2 separate regions of the Homo sapiens genome follow, and region 2 is linked to region 1. A link is a contact called in ENCODE Hi-C or POLR2A ChIA-PET data. All regions are on one chromosome and are shown on one strand. Each heading gives the region's core, a stretch centred on a gene start or an enhancer-like site at or near the end of the contact. The rest is flanking DNA. Distances are from core to core; before and after follow the strand shown.

Region 1 (7,093 bases), core at 1,009-3,508:
CTGTGTTTGAACACATTGCCTGTGCCTCTCTGCCTACAGATAGAGGTTCCTGTTGCCTATGCCACCTGTGCCCTCTGACCTTCAAAACAGAAGGATGAACAGAGAGGTCTCCATTGGGAGGACTGAATTTCAGGCAGAAAATTGCCTCCAGTCCATCCTGGAATAGACAGCAGTGCTTTCTGTTACATTTAACTCTCAGGCTGAAGGCCAGGTTGTCCTGCAGTTGGGGCTTCCTTAGTCAGTTTTCTTTGTGTTGTCTGTGGTCAGACTCAGCCACATCTGCTATCCTTGAATGGTAACTATTGACCATCATTGTTTCATTTTCAATGAAAATGCTCATTTAGTGAAAATGTTCATTGACTCTCGATCTTAGTAATTCTGTGAAGTAGGAGAGCAGAATTCATCCCTGTTGATAATTGAGGAATGACAGGCTCTCAGTATGGGCAAATGATGAAGCTAGTACTTGAATACAGGTTTCTCTAACCCTTTACAAACTACAGATTTCCTATTCCCTACATTGTCTATGTCTCTATTAATGACACTATTGGTATAAGCTATTTAAGTAAGTCGCTTACAAAGCTGTGGTATCTGTGTTGGCTGTGTAGTTACAGAAATACATTACAGAAGAAAATAAGTAGTCAGGGTGCCTGTGTGGGGGCTGTGATAAGTGTTGAGAAAACTTTTTTTTTTTTTTTTGAGACGGAGTCTTACTCTGTCACCCAGGTTGGAGTGCAGTGGTGCGATCTTGGCTCACTGCAACCCTGCCTCCCGGGTTTAAGCAATTCTTTGCCTCAGCCTCCCGAGTAGCTGGGATTACAGGCACCTGCCACCATGCCCGGCTAATTTTTTGTATTTTTTTAGTAGAGACGGGGTTTCTCCATCTTGGCCAGGCTGGTCTTGAACTCCTGACCTCGTGATCCACCCACCTCGGCCTCCCAAAGTGCTGGGATTACAGGCGTGAGCCACCATGCCCAGCTGAGAAAACTTTTTTTTTTTTTTTTTTTTTTGAGATGGAGTCTCGCTCTGTCACCCAGGCTGGAGTGCAGTGGTGCAATCTTTGCTCACTGCAACCTCCACCTGCCGGGTTCAAGCAATTCTCCTGCCTCAGCCTCCCAAGTAGCTGGGACTACAAGTGCGCTCCACCATCCCAGGCTAATTTTTTGTATTTTTAGTAGAGACAGGGTTTCACCATGCTGGGCAGGCTGGTCTTGAACTCCTGACCTCATGATCCACCCGCCTCGGCCTCCCAAAGTGCCAGGATTACAGGCATGAGCCACTGCGCCCAGCAGAAAACTTTTTTTAAGAGTTAGGCTTAAGTCTGGTATGTGAGGTAGATGGTGCTGTATTCCCAGAATGATACCCCTTTTTTGTTCAATATACTGTACTCATCTTTGGGGTTCTTCCTTAACAAAGCTACTGTAGCCTTGTGGCCACCCTCCCTACCCTCATTTCACTTTATTTCTGAATCCTTTGACAGCCCTCTTCACCATTTCAGCATCAGTGGAGGCAGGACAAAGAAAACTAATCAATGTGGATAAGTGTCCCCTTCCATACTCCTGAATGAGGTCAAGCTTCCCCCTTGCCTCTGCTAAAAAAAACCTCAGAGTTGGTACTAACTTGGAACAAAGGGACTCTTCTACTCATCAAGGTACTATACGACTTCTACTTGGATTTCAAGGAGAGAAGCCCACCAGCATGGAGGTGGGCTAGGTTTAAAGCACTGTGCTAGGAGTATTATATGAGATTATGACCAATAAGACACATAGGTACAGTGGTTGACCAAGGCAGCTTCTGTTGGAATTCTGATGTCTTGAGTTTAGGGACTTGCTCTCAATCAGTGATCCCAGACTTTTTTGCCAGTATTTGAAAGCACAGACCTGTTTTGGGAGGTGGGGATGCCTGGCTCTTTTTGCCCAGATCTGCTTGTGAGCATGGGCCCAAATCTCTCTGCCCCTCCTGACTTGAGCTTTCTTTTCCTGCTTCCCAGAGCAGGAGTTGCTAACCAGCATTATCACCAAACAAAGAGAGCTGTACCCATTTTCCTTCTAATATGCTCATTAGCCTACCTTTGTTCTAGGTGATGCCCAGTGATGTGACTTTGAATAGAGTCTCCTTTGGGCCAAGGCCACCTGAGGCCACAAGCTGGGCATTCAGTCAGATTAGTCGTTGGCCTATCCTCCTGCCTTTTGCAAGAGGAGGAAGTAAGGAGAGAGTCGGCTAGCTGAGCCTGGGCTTCCTGCCAAGCCACTTCTGCTTTGGGCAGTCTGTGTACTCATTCAGCAAGCATTTATTAGGCACCTTTTGTGTATACTCAGGGGAGACCCTCCCTCAGAGACGAGAGAGTAGAGCAGAGCCCCCTTGCAGGAGGTTGGCATCCTTAAAGAGCCCTTGTTCTCAGAACCTTTTCCTTTTTGACTGGAAGCCGGACATCCGCTGAGCCCCCTGATGGGAGGCAACAGGAGATGGGAACAAAGAGACTGTTAACATTAATGAGGCACACCGAGTGGGCATTTCCGCAGTCTCCAAAGGCAGGCAGGTTTTTCCTCTTTCTTTTTGGAAAATGACAGCTGACATGGACCAAATACAGACTATTTTTGGCTCTCAGGACTGAAAGGACTGAAAGATGCTCTGAATCCTTTCTTCTCAATTCCCTCCCTGCTGCCCTGTCATTATTATCTTCCTTCTCAAGCAAATAAATAAAGCCTTTGATCCTCATCCAGTCGGGCATAGAGTAAACTGTAAACAAAAGTGAACTTGTGACATGGGGAAGGGGAGAGATGTTGGCAGCTTATTCCTCTGCTCCTGAAAGGAAGCATTCTGTCTACTGTTCAGGGTGCCCACCCAGTGGGCAAAGCCCCCCAGCTGCCAAGATGCAAGGGAAAGCTGATCCCTCATTGGTCCCTGCAGACTGAAGAGTCGTAGCTCTGGGTACCCTCTAGACTGAAGGGCCACCATGGCCCTGACAAGGAGCTTTGCTTAGAACCTACCCCCAAGCCACATGGGCTGGTAGAGTTCCAGACCCTGCATTTCTCTCTTTTTTTTTTTTCTTTTTCTGAGACAGAGTCTTGCTCTGTCGCCCAGGTTGGAGTGCAGTGGTGCGATGTCGGCTCACTGCAACCTCCGCCTCCTGGGTTCAAGCAATTAATCCTCCTGCCTCAGCCTCCCAAGTAGCTGGGATTACAGGTGCTTGCCATCACGCCTGGCTAACTTTTTGTATTTTTAGTAGAGACGGGGTTTCGCCATGTTGCCCAGGCTGGTCTTGAACTCCTGACCTCAGATGATCCACCCACCTTGGCCTCCCAAAATGCTGGGATTTACAAGTGTGAGCCACCGTGCCCAGCGACCCTGAATTTCTGTGTAGGGGGAGAACTCTCGGTTACCTCTCTGAGAATTGGCCAAATTCTGGTTCTGCAAGATATGAGACTTTGAAAGATGCTTTGCTGTTCTGATCTCTACTTACCTCATTTATAAAATGTAAATGATGATAGTGCCTGCTTCTACAGCAATAGTGAGGATTCATTGAGATGGCCTGTCATCTGGCAGAAGGCCTGGCCCACTATAAGCACTTACTGAACATTAGCAGTGCTTGTTAATGTGAAGACTGAAGCTGGGTCTCGAATGAAGGCTACAGATGACAATCTAGTCATTTCCCCACCCCACCCCAGGCCCTCAAAAGGGGAATCTGGAAGGGCTGTTTGCCTTGGCACTGATGAGCTCCCTCTCCCTCTTTGCTCTCCTTCCCATTCTCTCTCTCTAGGGGACACTACACAGAAAATGAGAACTGCTCACTATCCTACCCCAGCCGAATTGGATGCGTATGCTAAGAAGGTCGCAAACAACCCACTGACTATAAAAATCTTCCCCAACAGTGTGAAGGTTCCCCAGCGGAAACACGTTCGTCGTACTGTGAACGGCCTCGACACATCAGCCCAGCGCTACAGCCCCTACCCGACACAGGCTGCCACCAAGGCAGGCCTGCTTGCCATTGTCAAAGTGCCAGCCAAAAGCATACTCAAGGACTTTGACGGCACCCGAGCCCGGTTGCTCCCTGAGGCCATCATGAACCCCCCAGTGGCACCCTATGCTACTGTGGCACCCAGCACTTTAGCCCACCCCCAGGCCCAGGCTCTGGCCCGCCAGCAGGCCCTGCAGCATGCACAGACCCTGGCCCATGCCCCTCCCCAGACGCTGCAGCACCCTCAGGGTATCCCGCCACCCCAGGCACTGTCCCACCCTCAGAGCCTCCAGCAGCCTCAGGGCCTGGGCCACCCTCAGCCCATGGCCCAAACCCAGGGCTTGGTCCACCCTCAGGCCCTGGCTCACCAGGGTCTCCAGCACCCCCACAATCCCTTGCTGCATGGAGGCCGGAAGATGCCAGACTCAGATGCCCCCCCGAATGTGACCGTGTCTACCTCAACTATCCCCCTTTCAATGGCGGCCACTCTGCAGCACAGCCAGCCTCCGGACCTGAGTAGCATCGTGCACCAGATCAACCAGTTTTGCCAGACGAGGGCAGGCATCAGCACTACCTCAGTGTGTGAGGGCCAGATCGCCAACCCCAGCCCCATTAGTCGCAGTCTGCTCATCAATGCAAGCACCCGGGTGTCGACCCACAGCGTCCCCACACCAATGCCTTCATGTGTGGTCAATCCCATGGAGCACACCCACGCGGCCACCGCCGCGTTGCCTGCTGCAGGTCCTGTCAACCTGCCCACAGGCATCTCTCGCGTCCCCACTGGCTACCCTAGCGACCTCAAGCCAGTCACCTGGAACCAGCACCAGCTGGCCCACCTACAGCAGATGTGCAGCGAGGCTAGTGGGACGCCAGCCCCTGGCCTGACAGGCAAGCATGCGGCAGGACGCGAGTTGGCAGGGCCTGGCTTTGTGGGCAAGGCCCCTGCCTACCCGCAGGAACTCTGCCTGGCGCAGTCCTTCCATCTGAAGCCACCCCTGGAAAAGCCGACCCCATCCCCACCAGTCAACGGCATGGCAGCCCCATTGGCCTACCCCAATGGTCACTACTTCCAACCCCTGTGGAACAACATTCTGCCCACTCCCAATAGCGACAGCTCGGGGTCTCAGGACCTTGCCATGCCGTTCCACGGTGGGCAGCCCACAGGTGCACCCCTCGACTGTGCGGCAGCTCCCGGGGCCCACTACCGAGCAGGGACCGGGGGCGGTCCAGTGGCAAGCCAGAACAGCTTGATGCAAACAGTGGATTACCTAAGTGGGGATTTCCAACAGGCCTGCTTCCGAGAACAGAGCCTGGCCATGCTGAGCAAGGCCCACCGAGCCCCTGGCAACCGAGCCCCCGATCCCACAGAGAGTCGAAGTCTTCATATTCAGCACCCAGGGTATAGATAGGTAGCCCTGCTGCCCTCCACGTGCAACACATCATACATCACCCTCCTAGGTTTAGTCTTTTAAGTAACTGGATAGTTTCAAAGTTTCACTGCTCCAGTGTGATCATTCTTAGATGTCTAAGAAAGGGAATTTGGTGGGATCTAAGTGGGGACAGAAGGGGTCCTCTCGTCCTCCCCTCCAGCAACTTTTGGTTTTATGTTAGAACCTAACCCTAAGCCCAGGCTTTTCTCTCCACTGACTGCCTGTCAGCTAGTCTCTCCACCTTGGCCATTTCCAGCCAGCTCCCACCCATCTTTTCTTGAATCTCTTCCTGTTTCCCTTAGGACGACTGAGGTGTGGGCTGACGGAATGCCCTAGTTGAGGTAGTATAGGTGCTCAGGCCCCTAATCCAGACCTCTACCTGTTGCTACCCCCCTTCCCCTCCCTCCAGGACTAAGAAGCAAGATTTCCCAGGTGCTCTGAAAGCTAATTACTTACTCATCGAAGGATCTCAAATCAAAGCTGACCCAGTCTTCATATCCTTCAAGTTCCTTTCCATTCCTCAAGGCTTTGTTTTGTGTCTATATTGATCCCACAGCCACTGCACTTGCCCTTGCCACACTTGATCTCAAGGGCATCTTGGAAGTATTTGACCATTTCTTGAGATATGGGGGGAAAAAGTCTTTGTATTGGCATCTTGGTTCCAGACTCCCCTTTCCAAACCTAGAAAAATACAGTGACCTTTGAGCATACCCAAGATCCCTTTCTCACTGTTGCCTGTCCCCTAACTCACCTCCCCACAGCCCCTATCCTTTCCCCCTCAACAAAAACAAAATCTACCTTACTTGAGGAATTAGGTAGGTAAGGAATGATCACATTGGAGTTTGGGATTAAAAACACCAAAAAAAAAAAAATGCATTTGGTTCTCTCTACACTGGCTAAGAATATTGCTCTACACTGTAAGTTTTAAACGTTACGTTTCTGTATGAATGTAGTGTGGGTTTGAGTAGCATTGTGTGTGAGTGGCCCCACAGGTACATTCACCCTCTAGTGCAGCCCCTCAGTTTAATGAAGGAAAAAAAAACAAACACAAAGCCTTAAGCTCTTTGAGTACTTCCTTTACCAAATGAGCATGGTTCTAACACCTGGAGCTGGGCCTACATTGGAAACAAGCCCCTCCTGCCCTCTGTCCATTCTTAGAGCATACCTTCATCCACTCCATGCTCAGCACGTCTCATCCCAAGCGACAATTAGTTGGCTAGAAACACTTTTCTGTAATTTTAAACTTAGACTGTTTTGTTACAAATTTTTGCACCATTCTGTTAAAGATGCAGAATTGGGCTTTTTTATTTTTTACAGATGAAATAAGCCCTTACCTTTCCTCTTGTCTCTGGGGAATGTCAGCTGATGGTTCTTATTTAAGGTTTTGCATTTTGTTCACTATCCACTACTGTTCGTTAGCCAGAAATTCTCTAGTGATCTGAAGCAATGTGACTGAAGACCAGTTTTAAGTTATGTGTTGGCAAGTTGCCTTATATTTAAAAGGAAAAAGAAAAAAAAAAAAGCCTGATTGTGTTATGCCAAATGATAGCAACATGAAGTCCTAATTTATTGTTCCCAATTGTTTTCCTGCCGTCTGTGAACACTGGTACCTCCCTGTCCTGATCCCCCAGGAGCACCTGTAGCTTCTGACTCAATGCCTTCTCCGAAGGTGTTGGCCGCCATCTCACCCAGGGCCCTCTTCCAGTTC
Region 2 (6,274 bases), core at 2,674-5,173, 110 kb before region 1:
ATTACCTGGGCGTGGTGGCGCACATCTGTAGTCCCAGCTACTTGGGAAACTGAGGCAGGAGAATTGCTTGAACCCGGGAGGCAAAGGTTGCAGTGAGCTGAGATCACACCATTGCACTCCAGCCTGGGCAACAGAGCGAGACTCCATCTCAAAAAATAATAATAATAATAATATAGATTGTATCATTCCATATAAAGTCCAAAAAGCAGGCAAAGCTAATCTATGACATTAGATCAGCTAAAGGTCACCTTTGGGGAAGAAGAGACAGAAATAGAGGGCACAGGAGCCCCCTGAGAATGTCCTGTTTCTTGACCTGGATGGTGATTACATGGGTGTGTTCACTTTGTGATAATTCACTTATGAGTCATGCACTTTTTGAATATATGTTCTACTTCAGCAAAAAGTTAATTAAGAAAATAAATTGCGGGCAAGCCGCTAGGTCCCCTTCCACACTGTGGAAGCTTTGTTCTTTCACTCTGCAATAAATCTTGCTGCTGCTCACTCTTTGGGTCCGCACTGCCTTTATGAGCTGTAACAATCACTGCGAAGGTCTGCAGCTTCACTCCTGAGGCCAGCAAGACCACGAACCCACCGGGAGGAATGAACAACTCCGGACGGGAGGAACCAATAACTCCAGACGTGCCGCCCTAAGAGCTGTAACACTTACTGCGAAGGTCTGCAGCTTCACTCTTGAAGCCAGCCAGACCATGAACCCACCAGAAGGAAGAAACTCCGAACACGTCCAAACATCAGAAGGAACAAACTCCGGACACACCATCTTTAAGAACTGTAACACTCACTGCGAGGGTCTGCAGCTTCATTCTTGAAGTCAATGAGACCAAGAACCCACCAATTCTGGACACACCATGTTCATGCCACTGCATTTTGCCCTGGGTGACTGCATTTTGCCCTGGGTGACAGAGCAAGACCCTGTCTCAAAAAACAAAACAAAAAAAATTGTGATTAATACATAGAAAATAGGGAATTGAGTGGTTGCTTTTAAATTGGAAGTATAACTTACATAGCGAAAGGGGTACAAATCTTGTGAATTTTACATATAATAAAATTTCATAAATGCATATACCTTTCTAACCAGCGTGAAGATCAAAATCTGGAACATGTCCAAAAAAAGAAAATAAATTGCCTCCAAGATCTTCGTCCCATCTGGAAGAACGGAAGAACGGAGTTGTTATTTACTGAAATGGGAAAAACATTTGAGGGAGCAGACTTTTTTTTTTTCAAGATAGAGAGATAGTCTCTCTCTGTCGCCTAGGCTGGAATGCAGTGGCACCATCACGACTTACTGCAGCTTTGACTTCCCTAAGCTCAAGTGAACCTCCTACCTCAGCCTCCTGAGTAGCTGGGACTACAGACATGCACCACCATACCTGGCTAATTTTTGTTTGTTTGTTTGTTTTTTGAGATGGAGTCCCGCTCTGCTGGGCTGGAGTGCAGTGGCACTATCTCGGCTCACTGCAACCTCCACCTCCCAGGTTCAAGCGATTCTTCTGCCTCAGCCTCCCAAGTAGCTGAGACTACAATTGCATACCACCGCCTGGCTAATTTTTGTATTTTTAGTAGAGATGGGGTTTCACCATGTTGCCCAGGCTGGTCTCGAACTCCTGAGGCTCAAGCAATCCACCTGCCTCAGCCTCCCAAAGTGCTGGGATTACAGGCATGAGCCACCATGCCTGGCCCACTACTGGTCTTTTCACTGCTTCCTGTTGACCTTCAGGAAAAGGAGGCCTGAGTGGCTGCAATGAGACCCAACTAGGAGATGGTCCAGGTTGGCCTTAGTGTCAGGGACACTGACTTCAGCAAGAAGATGAGAGGGGCCTTGCTGAAAGAGATCTGAAGGGTGCTGGAGAGGAGGAAGGGGCAATGATGTGGGGGTAGGGAGTGAGGAGGGGATGCCTCAGCACCTGTACTAATGCCAGTGGACCCCTGGAATGGAGAAAGCCAGGCCTCTGTCCCCAGAGCCTGGAACCAGCCTCAGGAAGAGAGAGTGGAGAGTATAGAGCATTCTGCCTGAGCCTTCAGAGGCCTGCTAAGGCCCTGTTTACCATGAACTTCCATGAACCCAGGAAGGAAAGGGCTTAGTATATAGAATGGGCACCTGGAGTGTGCAGGTGATGCTGTTTCCTACCCTGTTGTGCTCATGACCCCACCAGCCTTAGGAATTCGATATAGAGGGTACCAGGCCTGCCCATCTTCCCTGCTGTGCCCAGTCCCTAGGCCTGAAGGCCCAGCACAGAGGGGGTTAAGGGCTCAGGAACGCTTGCCTCTGGGTGGGTGGGAACTGTCAGCAAGGAGCCTTGTCTGTCTTGATAATCCAGGCTGCCTATCTTTTCCACAGCAGCTGTGAAGCAAACAGGTTGTCCTGGCAGGGAGGGAGGAATGTAAAGGCCTGGCTGATGGCGGGAAGGATTTGAGGCAGTAGGGACACTCAGGCTCCACTCAACAGCCACCTTTAGAACTGTACCTGGCTGGGCGCAGTGGCTCACGCCTGTAATCCCAGCACTTTGGGAGGCCGAGGCAGGCGGATCACGAGGTCAGGAGATCAAGACCATCCTGGCTAACACGGTGAAACCCCATCTCTACTAAAAATACAAAAATTAGCCGGGCGTGGTGTCGGGCACCTGTAGTTCCAGCTACTCGGGAGGCTGAGGCAGGAGAATGGTGTGAACCTGGGAAGTGGAGCTTGCAGTGAGCCGAGATCACACCACTACACTCCAGCCTGGGGGACAAAGCCAGACTCCGTCTCAAAAAAAAAAAAAAAAGAAAGAAAAAAAAAAGAAAGAACTGTACCAGGAGACTGGAAAGGTCATGGCCCAAGTCTGGACTTGAGAGTCCCCACTGACCCAGAGAATAGGAACTGGAAGCTGATGAATAGAGTTAGGGAGGTGTTGAGAGGAAAATTTCCATTTCTGACTCAGTATGTGTCTCAACAGGGGTGCAAGGGGGACACTATCACGTGTACGTGCACGGGTATGAGTGAGCACGAGCGCCCACAGGTGTATGCCCCGTTGGAGAGAGTAAACAGGGAAAGCCCACTGCAAAGCCAGGAAGGAAGGAGCTTGGCATCTGTTGAGCTCCTGTTGTTCATGTGCCAGGCTCTAGGTTAGAACTATCCACCTTCACTGTCTCATTTCATCTTCACCAGCATGGAAAAGAAAGCATTTGAACCCCTTTTTTTTGAGACAGAATCTTGCTCTGTCGCCCAGGCTGGAGTGCAGTGGCACGATCTCGGCTCACTGCAACCTCCGCCTCCCCGGTTTCAAGCAATTCTCCTGCCTCAGCCTCCTCAGTAGCTGGGATTACAGGCCTGTGCCAACAAGCCCAGCTAATTTTTGTATTTTTAGTAGAGATGGAGTTTCACCATGTTGGTCAGGCTGGTCTCGAACTCCTGACCTCGTGATCTGCCCGCCTCAAGCTCCCAAAGTGCTGGGATTATAGGTGTGAACCACCGCGCTCGGCCTTTTTTTTTTTTTTTTTTGAAACAGAGTCTCACTCTGTCACCCAGCCTGGAGTGTAATGGCACTATCTCGGCTCACTGCAACTTCTGCCTCCTAGGTTCAAGAGATTCTCCTCCCTCAGCCTCTCGAGTAGCTGGGATTACAGGCGCCTACCACCACGCGTGGCTAATTTTTGTATTTTTAGTAGAGACAGGGTTTCGCCATGTCGTCCAGGCTGGTCTCAAACTCCTGACCTCAAGGGATCCGCCCACCACGGCCTTCAAACTGCTGGGATTACAGGCATGAGCCACTGAACCTGGCCTGAACCCCATTTTACTGTTGAGGAAGCCAAGACTCTAAGATCAGGTGCAGGGGCCAGAATCACTCAGCGGTAGTGTGGTGGAGCCCGGACTCTGACAAGTCAGTCAGAAGCTGTGCTTATTTCCTGCTAGCTCTCAGTACTCCTAGACAGGAAGCAAGAACCCTAATGTACAACCCCTGAACTGTGAAGGCGAAAGCTCTGGTTCAAGCCAAACATGGGCCTGTGATTTCAGGACAAGTGAGCTTCATGAGAAGGCTTGGCTCATAAACTGCAGGAGGTCAGAGAAAGGAGAGGGGATTGTTGCTGGATTGCAGCTGCCCAAGAGCAGTGTGTGGAAGAGGCTAAACAAGGGATTAGATGACTAGGCATGGTGGCTCATGCCTGTAATCCCAGAACTTTTAAGGGCTGAGGTGGGAGGTTTGCTTGAGGCCAGGAGTTTGAGATCAGGCTGGGTTGCACAGTGAGAACCCCCATCTCTATTTTTTTTTTTTGGTCACTGTTGTCAGCCTGGGTTGGAGTGCAGTGGCGTGATCTCGGCTCACTGCAACCTCCGCCTCCCAGGTTCCAGCAATTCTCCTGTCTCAGCCTCCCGAGTAGCTGAGATTACAGGCGCCTGCCACCATGCCCAGCTAATTTTTCTATTTTTGGTAGAGACACGGTTTCACCACGTTGGCCAAGCTGGTCTTGAACTCCTGACCTCAAGTGATTTGCCTGCTTCGGCCTCCCAAAGTGCTAGGATTATAGGCGTATGCCACTGTGCCTGGCCTCTATCTCTATTTAAAAAAAAAAATTTTTTTTTCTGAGATGGAGTTTTGCTCTCGTTGCCCAGGCTAGAGTGCAGTGGTCCAGCCTTGGCTCACTGCAACCTCCACCTTCTGGTTTGAAGAGATTCTCCTGCCTCAGCCTCCCAAGTAGCTGGGATTACAGGTGCCCACCACCATGCCCAGCTAATTTTTTTGTATTTTTAGTAGAGACGGGGTTTCACCGCATTGGTCAGGATAGTCTCGAACTGCTGACCTCGTGATCCACCCACCTTGGCCTCCCAAAGTACTGGGATTACAGGCCTGAGCCACTGCGCCTGGCCCTAAAAAAATTTTTTTAAGACAGGGTCTCACTCTGTCACCCAGGCTGAAGTGCAGTGGTGCGATCACGGCTCACTGCAGCTTCAACCTCCCAGGCTCAAGCGATCCTCCCACCTTAGCCTTCTGAGTAGCTGGAACTACAGGTACATGCCACCACACCAGGCTAATTTTTGTATTTTATGTAGAGATGGATTTTGTCATGTTGCCTAGGCTGGTCTCCAACTCCTGGCCTCAAGCAATCCACTCGCCTCAGCCTCCCAAAGAGCTGGGATTATAGGCATGAACCACCACACCAGGCTTCTACAAAAATTTTGTTTTAAAATTACCTGGAGCCGGGCGCGGTGGCTGACGCCCGTAATCCCAGCACTTTGGGAGGCCGAAGTGGGCAGATCATGAGGTCAAGAGATAGAGATCATCCTGCCCAACATGGTAAAACCCCATCTCTACTAAAAACACAAAAATTAGGGCCGGGAACAGTGGCTCACGCCTGTAATCCCAGCACTTTGGGAGGCCGAGGTGGGTGGATCACCTGAAGTCGAGAGCTCAAGACCAGCCTGACCAACATGGAGAAACCCCGACTGTACTAAAAATACAAAATTAGCTGGGCGTGGTGGCACGTGCGGATAATCCCAGCTACTCTGGAGGCTGAGGCAGGAGAATCACTTGGACATGGGAGGAGGAGGTTGTGGTGAGCCAAGATCGTGCCACTGCACTCCAGCCTGGGTGACAAGAGCGAAACTCCGTCTCAAAAAAAAATAATAAATACAAATACAAAAATTAGCTGGGTGTGGTGGCACACGCCTATAGTTACAGCTACTTGGGAGGCTGAGGCAGGAGAATAGCTTGAACCCAGGACACAGAGGTTGCAGTGAGCCCAAATCACGCCACTGCACTCCAGCCTGGCTACAGAGCGAGACTCGGTCTTAAAATATATATATATATTACCTGTACCTGGAGCCAGGCCAGGCGTGGTGGCTCATGCCTGTAATCCCAGCACTTTGGGAGGCCAAGGCGGGTGTATCACGAGGTCTGGAGTTCAAGACCAGCCTGGACAAGATGGTGAAACCCCATCTCTACTAAAAATACAAAAATTAGCCAGGCGTGGTGGCGGACACCTGTAATCCCAGCTGCTCAGGAGGCTGAGACAGAGAATTGCTTGAACCCGGAAGATGGAGGTTGCAGTGAGCCGAGATTGCACCACTGCACTCCAGCCTGTGGAACAGAGCAAGACACCCTCTCAAAAAAAAAAAAAAAAAAATACGTGGAGCCGGGTGCTCACGTACAGGCTCATGCCTGTAATCCCAGTACTTTGGGAGGCCAAGGTAGGCAGATCACTGGAGGTCAGAAATTTGAGACCAGCCTGGCCAACATGGTGAAACCCCGTTTCTACTAAAAATACAAAAAATAATTAGCCA

The links. Hi-C counts contacts between places; a loop is a spot of excess contacts on that map. ChIA-PET counts read pairs that join two places held with the same protein, here RNA polymerase II (POLR2A). Pooled maps may share reads with other maps.
Region 2: a loop to region 1 is called in a map of endothelial cell of hepatic sinusoid, with 5 times the contacts of the local background. The contact joins two enhancer-like sites. A Hi-C loop is called at or near these places in 18 of 168 maps with a recorded cell type or tissue (Caco-2, Calu3, G401 and 13 more), 19 of 37 single-sample maps with no recorded cell type and 14 of 50 pooled maps. POLR2A ChIA-PET finds 5 or more read pairs at or near these places in 21 of 52 experiments (AG04450, GM10248, H1 and 15 more).

The regions. Positions count from the first base shown.
Region 1 is chr17:28,756,541-28,763,633 of GRCh38, reverse strand. FAM222B (family with sequence similarity 222 member B) reads left to right here. Exons shown (of 3, transcript NM_001077498.3): 3 at 3,758-7,093. The coding sequence ends at 5,364. Among named protein-coding and RNA genes, the nearest start is that of TRAF4, 16 kb to the right of the region's middle. RefSeq lists enhancers at 1,758-2,354, 2,355-2,952. Within about 2 kb of position 2,258, at least 17 of the 41 ENCODE cell types and tissues checked have a DNase peak (open chromatin) inside an H3K27ac peak, as active enhancers do.
Region 2 is chr17:28,868,985-28,875,258 of GRCh38, reverse strand. No RefSeq gene overlaps it. Among named protein-coding and RNA genes, the nearest start is that of MIR4732, 10 kb to the right of the region's middle. RefSeq lists an enhancer at 3,623-3,692. Within about 2 kb of position 3,923, at least 7 of the 41 ENCODE cell types and tissues checked have a DNase peak (open chromatin) inside an H3K27ac peak, as active enhancers do.